Linked DNA regions of Homo sapiens: all the other regions are linked to region 2. The links are chromatin contacts, found by Hi-C or POLR2A ChIA-PET in ENCODE. All regions are on one chromosome and are shown on one strand. The core of a region is the stretch at or near the end of the contact, and the rest is flanking DNA. Distances in the headings are between cores, read along the strand shown.

The links. Hi-C counts contacts between places; a loop is a spot of excess contacts on that map. ChIA-PET counts read pairs that join two places held with the same protein, here RNA polymerase II (POLR2A). Pooled maps may share reads with other maps.
Region 1: a pooled map shows a loop between it and region 2 (4-fold over the local background). The contact joins the promoter of RIF1 here to the enhancer-like site in region 2. A Hi-C loop is called at or near these places in 3 of 50 pooled maps. POLR2A ChIA-PET finds 5 or more read pairs at or near these places in 2 of 52 experiments (B cell and K562).
Region 3: a pooled map shows a loop between it and region 2 (2.0-fold over the local background). The contact joins two enhancer-like sites. A Hi-C loop is called at or near these places in 1 of 50 pooled maps. POLR2A ChIA-PET finds 5 or more read pairs at or near these places in 2 of 52 experiments (A673 and activated T-cell).

The regions. Positions count from the first base shown.
Region 1 is chr2:151,408,224-151,412,020 of GRCh38, reverse strand. RIF1 (replication timing regulatory factor 1) reads right to left here and starts at 2,119. Exons shown (of 36, transcript NM_018151.5): 1 at 1,988-2,119; 2 at 1,494-1,607; 3 at 683-761. The coding sequence starts at 1,597. RefSeq lists enhancers at 2,047-2,206, 1,811-2,509, 2,510-3,208 and a silencer at 2,912-3,206.
Region 2 is chr2:152,002,559-152,006,154 of GRCh38, reverse strand. The region is part of intron 2 of CACNB4 (calcium voltage-gated channel auxiliary subunit beta 4); the gene reads left to right. Among named protein-coding and RNA genes, the nearest start is that of CACNB4, 95 kb to the left of the region's middle. Within about 2 kb of position 1,339, at least 5 of the 41 ENCODE cell types and tissues checked have a DNase peak (open chromatin) inside an H3K27ac peak, as active enhancers do.
Region 3 is chr2:152,592,644-152,596,266 of GRCh38, reverse strand. The region is part of intron 9 of FMNL2 (formin like 2); the gene reads right to left. Among named protein-coding and RNA genes, the nearest start is that of PRPF40A, 120 kb to the left of the region's middle. Within about 2 kb of position 1,747, at least 8 of the 41 ENCODE cell types and tissues checked have a DNase peak (open chromatin) inside an H3K27ac peak, as active enhancers do.

The DNA.
Region 1 (3,797 bases), core at 870-3,369, 590 kb after region 2:
CACTTACTTAGATGTAGATTCCCAAAAGGAAAGAAAACAGATTAATCTCTGATCTCTGCTTTCAAGAGCACAAACTCAGATTCAAGTGCCCCTAGGCAACTTTAGGCAAATTAAATTAATTTCTTCACCTGCAAAGTGATCATTAAGAAATAATCTCATGGAACCATGGAGAGTTAAGTGATAAAGCGTGTAAGGTAATTAAGAAAGTACCTGAGAAGCTTTAAGTAACAATAAAGAGTATTATAATCAGTATTATTGCTGTTATTTTAGATTCAAAGCTTTTGAGTCAACTGGCAAAACTTTTAAAAACCACCAAAAGTGGCTGGACACAGTGGCTCACTCCTGTAATCCCAACACTTTGGGAGGCTGAGGCAGGCGGATCACCTGAGGTCGGGAGTTCGAGACCAGCCTGACCAACATGGAGAAACCCCTTCTCTACTAAAAATACAAAATTAGCCGGGGCGGTGGCGGATGCCTATAATCCCAGCTATTCAGGAGGCTGAGGCAAGAGAATCGCTTGAACCCGAGAGGCGGAGGTTTCAGTGAGCCGAGCCCGAGCCTGAGCCATTGCACTCTCGCCTGGGCAACAAGAGCAAAACTACACCTCAAAACAAAAAAACAAAACCAAAAAAAAAAACCAAACTACCAAAAGTGAAAAACTGTTTAACAAACAGATACATACCTTTAAAACTTTGTACAGCCGAGGAAGTTTTTTCTCAATTTCTGTAATTACTTCTTTTCCTTCTTCTCCAGTCATACGACTTAAAAAGCAGGAAGAACACAAGTTTAAGTAGTTGACAGGAAAAAAAAAAATACTCTCAAAAATACATGTACAATCTTTTTAAAAATTACTTTCTAACTCCTGCAAATGAATTGACCCAGTAGGTAAGGTCCTTAAGGGTATACAGAATATATAATGCAATATATATCAGAAATGAAAGTAGAAAAACCCTCAGAATAAGTTTTTACATCGAGTACATGCAAGTTGTGACAACCTGACTCCAAAAAGACAGAACAGGGATCCCTATTCCTAGTTACTAACGATTTGCTAAGCCTTTCCAAAGGGTTTTACAAAACTTTAGTACATTTCTATGAAAATTACTTTGAAGCATTTTGCAATTAATAAAAATCAGTGTATTGCTCTGTTAAAAAAACTCTGGGTAGCCACATTTTCCCAACACATCGGAGGTTTACACTGAAGACCCCTCCTCCAACAACTACTTCCAACCGAAACTTTTAAAAATCCCTCGCTTGCAAAACACACGTGCATGCTCCCTCGTTCCAAACACACACCTCAAGCGCAGCAGCAGCAGTACCCGGGAACGTCACCTAGAATACATCTCCCCCGCCCCCCAAGGCGTCCGCGACTCGGGCGTCCTCACATTTGCTAGACTTCTAGAACTCACATTCATTCTACGCGCCCCTCCCAACCACCTTCTTTCTCCCCACTATAGAGCGCCCCACTCTCCGCTACGCCCCGTGGCGGACCTCACCTGGTCAGAGTCAGGTAAGCGTCAGTCTGCCCTCCATGGGAGGCAGAAGGGTCTTCCAAAGTCTCCAACAGCGGCGCGAGGGGGCTCTGACCCCTGGCCGTCATGTCGGCCACCCTGAGGCCCGAACCGGAAGAGGAGAAAATCCAGTGACCGATGGAAACAGCCCCGCGGCGGCCCAGTGTGAGTCCGGCCCTCACACCCGCACGCCCGCCCGGGCCTCACAGCCACGCCGCGTCTGCACCCCAGGCCTCCGAATCACCAAACCCCAGCGCGAACCTCCTCCGGCGCCCGACACCAGACACCTGAGCCCACGCCACATTCGGGCCTGGGCCCGCTCCCGCCACCACTTTCCCGGGCAGCTTTCAACAGAGGGAGGAGATCGGCGGAGGGCGGGAGAAGCCCGGGGAACGAGGCATCTCGCCGCGAGGGGGCGGAGGGTGGGCAGACTGAGGGTTCCCCGCGGCCTACCACTGTCACCCCGATATTTATCCCACCTAGGAAGATCAGGACAGGGTTCTCTCCGCCTCTGCCCCTCAGCACCCAGACGCTGCCAGAGCTCGACTTTCCCAGCTCCGGCTGTTTACTCACGCGTGCGGCGCGCTCCCTCCTAGACCAAGATGGCGGCTGGGCGGGCCCAGGAGTGCGCGGGAGTAGGTTAGGCCTGGCGGGAGAAGTTCGAGCCAATCCAACAGTCAGCGGCACACCGGAGTTATCGATCGCCTCCCTTCCCATCCCTTCCCATCCCTTCCCTGCCCAGCTGCCGCGTCACGCCCCTCTGGTGAGCATCAGGTGGTGGTGTTTTGCCTAAGGCGAGAGACTTGAAATTCAAAATGTGAGTTAATTGCTCAGACTCACTAGACTGAACATAGTGGGCCCTCAGACTAAGTGTTCAAACTCCAAGTCCAGTGCTTGTTGAAGTTTTAGCAACAAATCAGTTAGCAAAAGGAGATAACGTACTGTTGGGTTTAAGACTAAGAGCTGGCCGGGCGCGGTGACTCACACCTTGTAATCCAAGCACTTTGGGAGGCCGAGTCTGAGGTCAGGAGTTCGAGACCAGCCTGGCCAACACATGGTGAAACCCCGTCTCTACTTAAAAAAAACAAAAATACAAAAATTAGTTGGGTGTGGTGGCGCACGCCTGTAGTCCCAGCCACTTGGGAAGCTGAGGCAGGAGAATCGCTTAAACCCGGGAAGCGGAGGTTGCAGTGGGCCGAGATCACGCCACTGCACTCCAGCCTGAGCGACAGAGTAAGAGTAAGACTCCGTCTCTCAAAAAAAAAAAAAAAGAAAGAAAGAAAAAGAAAAGAACTGTATCTCAAGCTGGTCTAGATTCCAGCTGGTCTAGGTTCCATGTGACTTTAGCAAGTTAATTAACCTATGCCTCAATTTCCTCCTCTATAAAATAGGGCTTTTAATAGGTGAAGTGAGAAAAGGTTGGAGAGGCCAATGGTTCTCAGGTCTTAAGCGTACATAACAATGGCCTGGGGATATTCGTTATTAAACTGCAGATTCCTGGGCCCCGCCCATATGCATTGTAATTCAGTAGATTTAGGTAGCTCCCGAGGATGTGCATTCTTCTGTTAGGCCCCTGGGGGGTTGAAGGGTGGGATTTGGCCAGGGCTTCTTCCCTAGAGAAACGTCAGTAAACACAATGACAGTCATTTCTCCTTACTGTGAATATGCTGCTCCTCCCCCGCCTTTTTTTTTTTTTAAGACGGAGCCTCGTTCTTTCGCCCAGGCTGGAGTGCAGTGGTGCGATCTCGGCTCACTGCAACCTCTGCCTCCCGGGTTCAAGCGAGTCTCTGACTCAGCCTCCCGAGCAGCTGGGATTACAGGCGCCCGCCACCACACCTGGCTAATTTTTGTACTTTTAGTAGAGACGGGGTTTCACCATCTTGGCCGTGCTGGTCTCGAACCCCTGACCTCGTGATCCACCCGCCTCGGACACCCAAAGTGCTGGGATTACAGGCGTGAGCCACCGCGCCCGGTCTGCTTCTCCCCTTTTCATATGCCTTCGTGCACTCTCCACAACAGACAGGATTGCATTAACTCTAAATCAGACACATGAAGCCCAGCAGCAATGGAACTCTCCATCATGGGTTCCTGGCCCAGGATTTGAGCCCTCACTCACATGTGCTGCAACTCTCAGCTCTAGAAGTGGGATGTTGCTTTTTGCTCTTCTTTGTGTCATCTGCACTTAGCAAAATGACTGCCAAACGACGCAGTACATACATAGTATGCTTATATATATATTTATTTATTTATATGTATTTATATATATTTATATTTATTTACATATATTTA
Region 2 (3,596 bases), core at 90-2,589:
GCCCTTTGAAGGCATGCAGAGTGGTGTCGAGGGCATATGCAAGACCACATGGTATATGAGGCATATCTTCCTGGCTGTGTCAATAGCACTAGAAGATTATGGGTAAAAATTGATGCACTTTCACTAAGTACTTAAAAAATGATTTTTATGGTATGACAAAGACAGGTGGAGTAGAATACTAATGATAGCGAACATTGTTGAATGCTGACTATGTGCCAGGCACCGTTCTGAGCATTTTGCATATATTATCTCCTTCAGTCCTCCAAATAGCCCATGTACTTGGTTCCATTGTTATCCCTATTTACAAATAAGGAAATGGAGGTGCAGAAAGGGGAAGTAACTTGCCCGAAATGGTTGTGACAGAAATCTGGGACACAGTGGTGGTTGCACTTGCACTTAGAATTAACTCTGAGTTTCCTGAAAGCTGTTTCTCATTTATTTTGTCATGGCACTGTAGTCCAAGAGTAATTTAAGAAATGTTTCCATTTTTATTGTAGATTTAGAAATACATGTGCAGGTTTGTTCCAAGGACGAGGTTGTGTGGTGCTGAGGTTTGTGTTTCTATGGATCCCTTCACCCAGATCATGAACATAGTACCCAATAGGAAGTTTTTCCGCCCCCCTCACTCCCTCCTTTTGAAGTCTCCATTGTCTCTTGTTCCCATCTTTATGTCTGTGTGACCCCAAATTTTAGCTCTCACTTATAAGTGAGAACATTCAGTTCTTGATTTTCCATTTCTGCATTAGTTCTCTTAGGATGACAGCCTCCTGCTGCATCCACATTGCTGCAAAGAACCTGATTTTGTTCTTTTTATGACTGCCTAGTATTCCCTGATGTATATGTCCCACGTTTTCTTTGTCTGATCCACCACTGATGGGCATGTAGGTTGAGTCCATGTCTTTGCTACTGTGAATAGTACTGCGATGAACATACACATGCATGTGTCTTTATGGCAGAAAGATTCATTCTCCTTTGAGTAGATACCCAGTAATGGAACTGCTGGGTTGAATGGTAGTTCTATTTTTAGTTCTTTGCAAAATTTCCAAAGTGCTTTCCACAGGGGCTGAACTAATTTGCATTCCCACCAACAGTTTATAAGCATTTCTTTTTTGCCACGACCTCACCAGCATCTGTTATTTTTTGACTTTTTAATAATAGCAATTCTGACTGGTGTGAGATGGTGTCTCATTGTGGTTTTGATTTGCATCCAAGAGTAATTTAAATAGGGACCACTAGATGTCACTACCCAGTGCTCCTTAAGAAAGAGAAACAGACAAGAAACGCCGCTGTGGCTCTGCCTTGAAGAAACAGAAAAACTGCTTAACCACTGATATTTATGGTCTTCCTATTGAAGAATGCTGATGTGACCTGGTTGCCACAGTGCCTCTGACTCCTCCCCTATCCCCATTGTCCAGCCCAGCTAAGTGGTGCTGCGGGAGCCCTATTCTGCTGGTAGATTTTGTAATTTCAGGAAAACTAGAAGGGACTCTGTCATTTCATAAGTCAACTCCTTCCTGCATCAGCTGCCCACTCCACTGAAGGCAGGAGGGGCAGGATTGACTGAAGGAGGTTTTGGTTGTTAGCATGTGTGTGTGTGTGTGTGTGTGTGTGTGTGTGTGTGTATGTATGTAAAGTAGGGGGGACACGGGGGTTGTTTCCAGTTTTGAATAACTCAGGACCTGCTCTTGCACATTGGTCTAGTGCTTTCAACTAAGACCTTCCTTAACATGGGGCTTGCACAGGGCAGAAGTGTGACCAATATATGCTAAATTAAGTTGCACAGAAGGGCAGGAATGGGGCTTCTGCACAGAACATCGAAAAGGAGAGGAGGATCTTGGAAGGGACTAGGTAGTGCCTGAACCTCTCAGGGCAGTGGGTAGGTAGAGGAGAGTTTGCCAGGGGTTCATTCAGAGGGAAATAAAGGAAGGTGTATGGTGCCCTCCTCACAGGTACCCGACTTACTTATTCAGGATATAGCTATGGAATGTACATGTTCTTCAGGTACCTACAAAGATTTGTCAAAGTTGAGCAAATCAACCAGGCACGGTGGCTCATGCCTATAGTCCCAGCGCTTTTGGAGACTGAGGCAGGAGGATCACTTGAGCCCAGGAGTTCAAGACCAGCCTGGGTAACAACGAGATCCTGTCACCAGACATGGTGGCATGTGCCTGTGGTCCGAGTACTTGGGAGGCAGAGGTGAGAGGATTGCTTGACCCCAGAAGTTTAAGGCTGCAGTGAGCCTTAATGGCACCATTGCACTCCAGCCTGGGTGACAGAGACCATGTTTGTTTGGTTTTTTTTTAAAGTAAGGTTTTTTTTTTTATTAATTTCTCTTTAAAATATTCCTTTTCCTCCATCCCAGCATCCTCAACTAACTTAAAAATCTTCCTTCTTTACTGTAAATATTTCAAGAATTCTGTATATCTAAATATAGTCAATACAATGATGAATTACATTTTTATCCAGTTACCTTGAGGCTGGAAAACGAAGAGAGGTTTCTCTAGAACACTGTGAAAGGTAACCCATACCAAAATAGAGCAGAGAAGGGGGAGGAGGGAACTGCCGCAGAAAAACCTTAAAGCTTTCACTGAAATGTGTCTCCTTTCTTTTGGAGAGGAGGTCAAAATATAATAAGCGCATCAAGAGCTGTTTTGAAAAATGGGGCTGTGTAAGTTATGAGAACAGCTGTAGAGATTTTTTTTTTTTTTTTAGATGGAATCTTGGTCTGTCGCCCAGGCTGGAGTGCAGTGGCACAATCTTGGCTCACTGCAACCTCCACCTCCCTGGTTGAAGCAATTCCCCTGCCTCAGCCTCCCAAGTAGCTGGGATTATAGGTGCATGCCACCAGGCCCGGCTAATTTTTTTTGTATTTTTAATAGAGACAGGGTTTCACCATATTGGCCAGACTGGTCTTGAACTCCTGACCTCAGGCAATCTGCCTGCCTCAGCCTCCCAAAGTGCTGGGATTACAGGTGTGAGGCACCATGCCCGGCCGAGATATGTTTTTAAAATCTGGATAATAAAGCAAATGGTATAGATGAATGTCTTTAAATTACAGGAAGAAAATGGTATCAGGCAAAACTTTATATTTTCCATGGGCCCTGGAGATGGAAATTCATTTGCTTGGGAGTGGAAAGCATGCTTTGCATGATGTTCATTGATGGAATGTATTTTAAAAATGCAGAACCTAATTGGGGCTCTCAAATTTTCTACCCTTATTAATTCAAATGGAGACTTTCTGCTAAACTCAAAAATGCAAATACTAAGTTATTTCAAATAGGAATCCTGCTAACACTAGTACCTCTTTATTGCATGTAACCACAGATGCTTCCTTTTGAGTCCTTGGTCATCACTAACACCACATAGAATGGTATCAAGCTCATTTTGATGCTGCTGTATCTATTTGGTGTGAATGATAATAGCCATACTGCACATTTGAATCACACTATCACATGTGGTTACATTGAATTCTTACAGCAACTCTGTGTGGTATAAGGTACACATTGTTAAATATATTTGATAGATGATAGAACCAAGTCTCAGAGAGGTGAATTAACTTGACCAAGGCAACAATTAGTTAGTTGGATAAGTTGCAT
Region 3 (3,623 bases), core at 498-2,997, 590 kb before region 2:
AGACAGCCGGGCTCAGTGGCTCATGCCTGTAATTTCAGCACTGCGGGAGGCCGAGGTGGGCGGATCACTTGAGGTCAGGAGTTCAAGACCAGCCTGGCCAATATGGCAAAACCCCATCTCTACTAAAAAAAAAAAAATCACCCAGGCGTTGTGGCACATGCCTATAATCCCAGCCGTTCTGGAGGCAGAGGCGGGAGAATCGCTTAAACCTGAGAGGAGGAGGTTGCAGTGAGCCGAGATGGTGCCACTGCACTCCAGATTGGGCAGCAGAGTGAGACTTGGTCTAAAAAAAAAAAAAAAAAAAGACTTCCTTGCAATTCTTCTGTTTAATAAGGCCAGGTACAATCCCTGGTACTTATCAGGTTGGATGGAAACAGCCCCTAACTGTTCTCTGATTATCTCTGGGATGTACCCACTCTGTCACATTAGACTCATTATAAGGCTAGAAGATGTTCTTTTCCCAAAGCCAGGTGAATGTTAGATTTCAAGCAAGAATATGGGAAAGGGACAGAAAGAGATCTCCTCCGCATGGGAAAAAAAATATATAGAACACACATTCCTCAAAGTTCAGAAATTCATACTGAATGAATCCACCCAAGTAAACAAATTTGTCTGGGACGCCTGACACCATAATATCAAACAATCATGGGCCGGGCATGGTGGCTCATGCCTGTAATCTTAGCACTTTGGGAGGCCAAGGCAGGCAGATCACTTGAGGTCAGGAGTTCGAGACCAGCCTGGCCAACATGGCAAAACCCCGTCTCTACTAAAAATACAAAAATTAGCTGGGCGTGGTGGCGTGTCTGTAGTCCCAACTACTCAGGAGCCTGAGGCATGAGAACTGCCTGAACTCGGGAGGTGGAGGTTGCAGTGAGCCGAGATTGCGCCACTGCACTCCAGCCTAGGTGACAAGAGCAAGACTCTGCCTCAAAAGCAACAACAATCAAATCAATCAATCAATCATGAACAAATACACAAGGAACAAAAAGATCATTATCTTTTACCAATGTGCTAAACATGTTCTTGACACGTTCCACATAGAAAGCACCATTTACTAATTTTACATCTATTCCTGGAAAATAGTTGAAAATGAAATGAAAAATTCAGTGTTGTTCTTGGTGGTGAACCAGTAAATCTGGGATATCACATGTGTTGCTAGTACAGTTATTGGCAGGGAAGGAGCCCTTATTTTCCACTGCCAAAACCAAACTGCCAAAACAACACAGAGCCTAAAGCTCATGTTACCATGACTGGCCATTTCCACTCCCCTGTGACGCAGAGTTTGCGGGGAACATCTTGTCAGAGAGCTCAACTGCAAGATGAAGGGTGACTGACAGTGACTGTTGGACCATAAGTAGGAACCACTGGGCTATTTTCTTCTAGTGAGTGTGTTTCAGTCAATTGTGAATGAAAACCGAGTCTGACTATATATTCTTGGCAGACTGATACATAGAATTAAAGAGCTGGGCAGTAGCCACATATACCACTGTGTTGAAAGGAATAAAGAATGGCTGTTGAGCTGCAGTGGGCAGAACAGTTTGGGGTAGGACAGGGGAGCTGGGAAACTAAAAGCTTAAATCAAGACTCAAAAGCTCCATCTTTCAAAAGCTACACAAGCCAGGGATGCTTCTTCCACAGACAAGTCCTCAACAGTACCTCGTGCGGTGGTACTAACAGCATGGCCAGCACAGCCAGCTCACTCTCAGTCTAGGGAAACAGCGACGTCCTTAGACACATGGCAGATTTTTGAAATGAAACTTGAGCCAAGGGATTGACGCAGCCACCTTCCAAGTAGTCATAAAAGGGAACTTAGGCCGGAAGTCACAATACTGTCTGCAGTCATAGTGATCTCTTTTAGGATTGTTGCTCTCCTGCCAACTGGCCTCAAACATGTCAGTTTTTGTTCTTGTTTGAAAAATGAAAGCACCTATCATTTTATTATCTAGGTACCTTGTTTTCATATCTGCAGTCAAAGAAGCACTTAATCTTTCTTAGAGGGAACTATTTGAATAGGTACACACAATACATGTTACATACATAGGCATGTGTACACAAAGTTTTATATAGAATCATAAAATTGTAGACTTGGAAGATATATAAAAACCACTTGACTAACTTCTCACCTAAAGCAAAAACTTACATCACAATATACCAGACCCACCAGGAATCCTCTCATCCTCTTGACCACCTTCCCCTTTGTACTGTGCTGGTCTCTTCTGAGCATCCTTCTAGCCCATTCTAACCTTGTCTCTTCACTCTTTTCCTTCTGGACTGGGGTCCCTGTGGGGGAGTTTTCCTCCTTAGTTACTTAGTTACAATCCCCATTTGGCTCTCTCTCGCTCTCTCTCTCTCTCTCTCTCTCTCACACACACACACACACACACACACACACACACACACACACACTCTCTCTCTCTCTCTCTCTCTCCCTAGTCACCTCTGTTTAAACTTGTTCTCTCATTCATTACCTTCATTGCACAGCTAAGAATCTGACCTCGGGCATTACACCCCCACTAAAAAAATAAATTAAAAAAAAAGTTTTATTTTCTTTGCCTGAAAAAAGAAATCCCCAGATTGTATTTGTTGACTATAGTTGGGCTACTTTCCTCTTCATTAAGTGTATATTATTTGAACAGATTCTTATTCTCCTCGTGTCCATTCTCATATTCGGTGGATCACCCTATCTCTTATTGCCTTTTCTTTCATTTTTTGGCTTCATATTCATTGCCATGGCCACAAACTGGGTCCAAGGCTGAGTCATTTGACAACTGAACCACCTGTCTTCCAGACTCCAGCATCTCTCCCCTCTACTGTATTTTCTGCAGAGCTACACAATACTCCTAAAGTTTTATCCAAATTACATAAAAGGCTTTTTGCAGATTTCCACAGAATCAAATGCAATATATATATATAGCATTTTCTAAACTGTAAAGTATTATGTAACTGTGAATTTCTTCCCTTTCTCTTTTTTCCCTTCTATTTGTATCTATCTTCTAGTTGAGGTGTTTGTTTGTTTGTTTGTTTGTTTTAATCACAGGTTTCCAGTCTCTCCACCACTGTTTCCTCAGAACCTCATTCATGCCTGCCTCTTGCCATGTTTTGTTCTGTAACATGGACCCTGGTCAGATATTTTTCCTGGTTAAAGAACAAATATATTCTGACTTATGCTGCCTTTGAGACAGATTTCATGCCAATCTCTCTGCTCCCAGAATTCTCTCCATCAAATCAGGTCTCTTCCCTTCCTGATCACCCTGCTCAGGACCTACCCACTTCTCCCACTGGGCCCTGTACAAACAGTATGGTCTGTTCTGAATTTTACCAGTAATTTTAAACACCCCAATAATCTATCCAATCTCTAACCATTCCCATTAGGTTTGCTTTTCGGTGGAAAATTGAGGACAATATACGAACATGTGTGGAAAGTGCCTGGAATGTGAGACATGTTATGTAAGGCTGTATATGAACTCTGAGTTAAATGGATCTGTGTAAAAATCCCAGAGTTGCCATTTACTAGAGACGTCAGTAGGCCCATTTGCTCTGAGCTCTCCCTCTATGTTCCTACCTCAGATGGTGCATCTAAGAATTAACAAAATAATATATACTAGTCTGCCAGCACTAAGGAA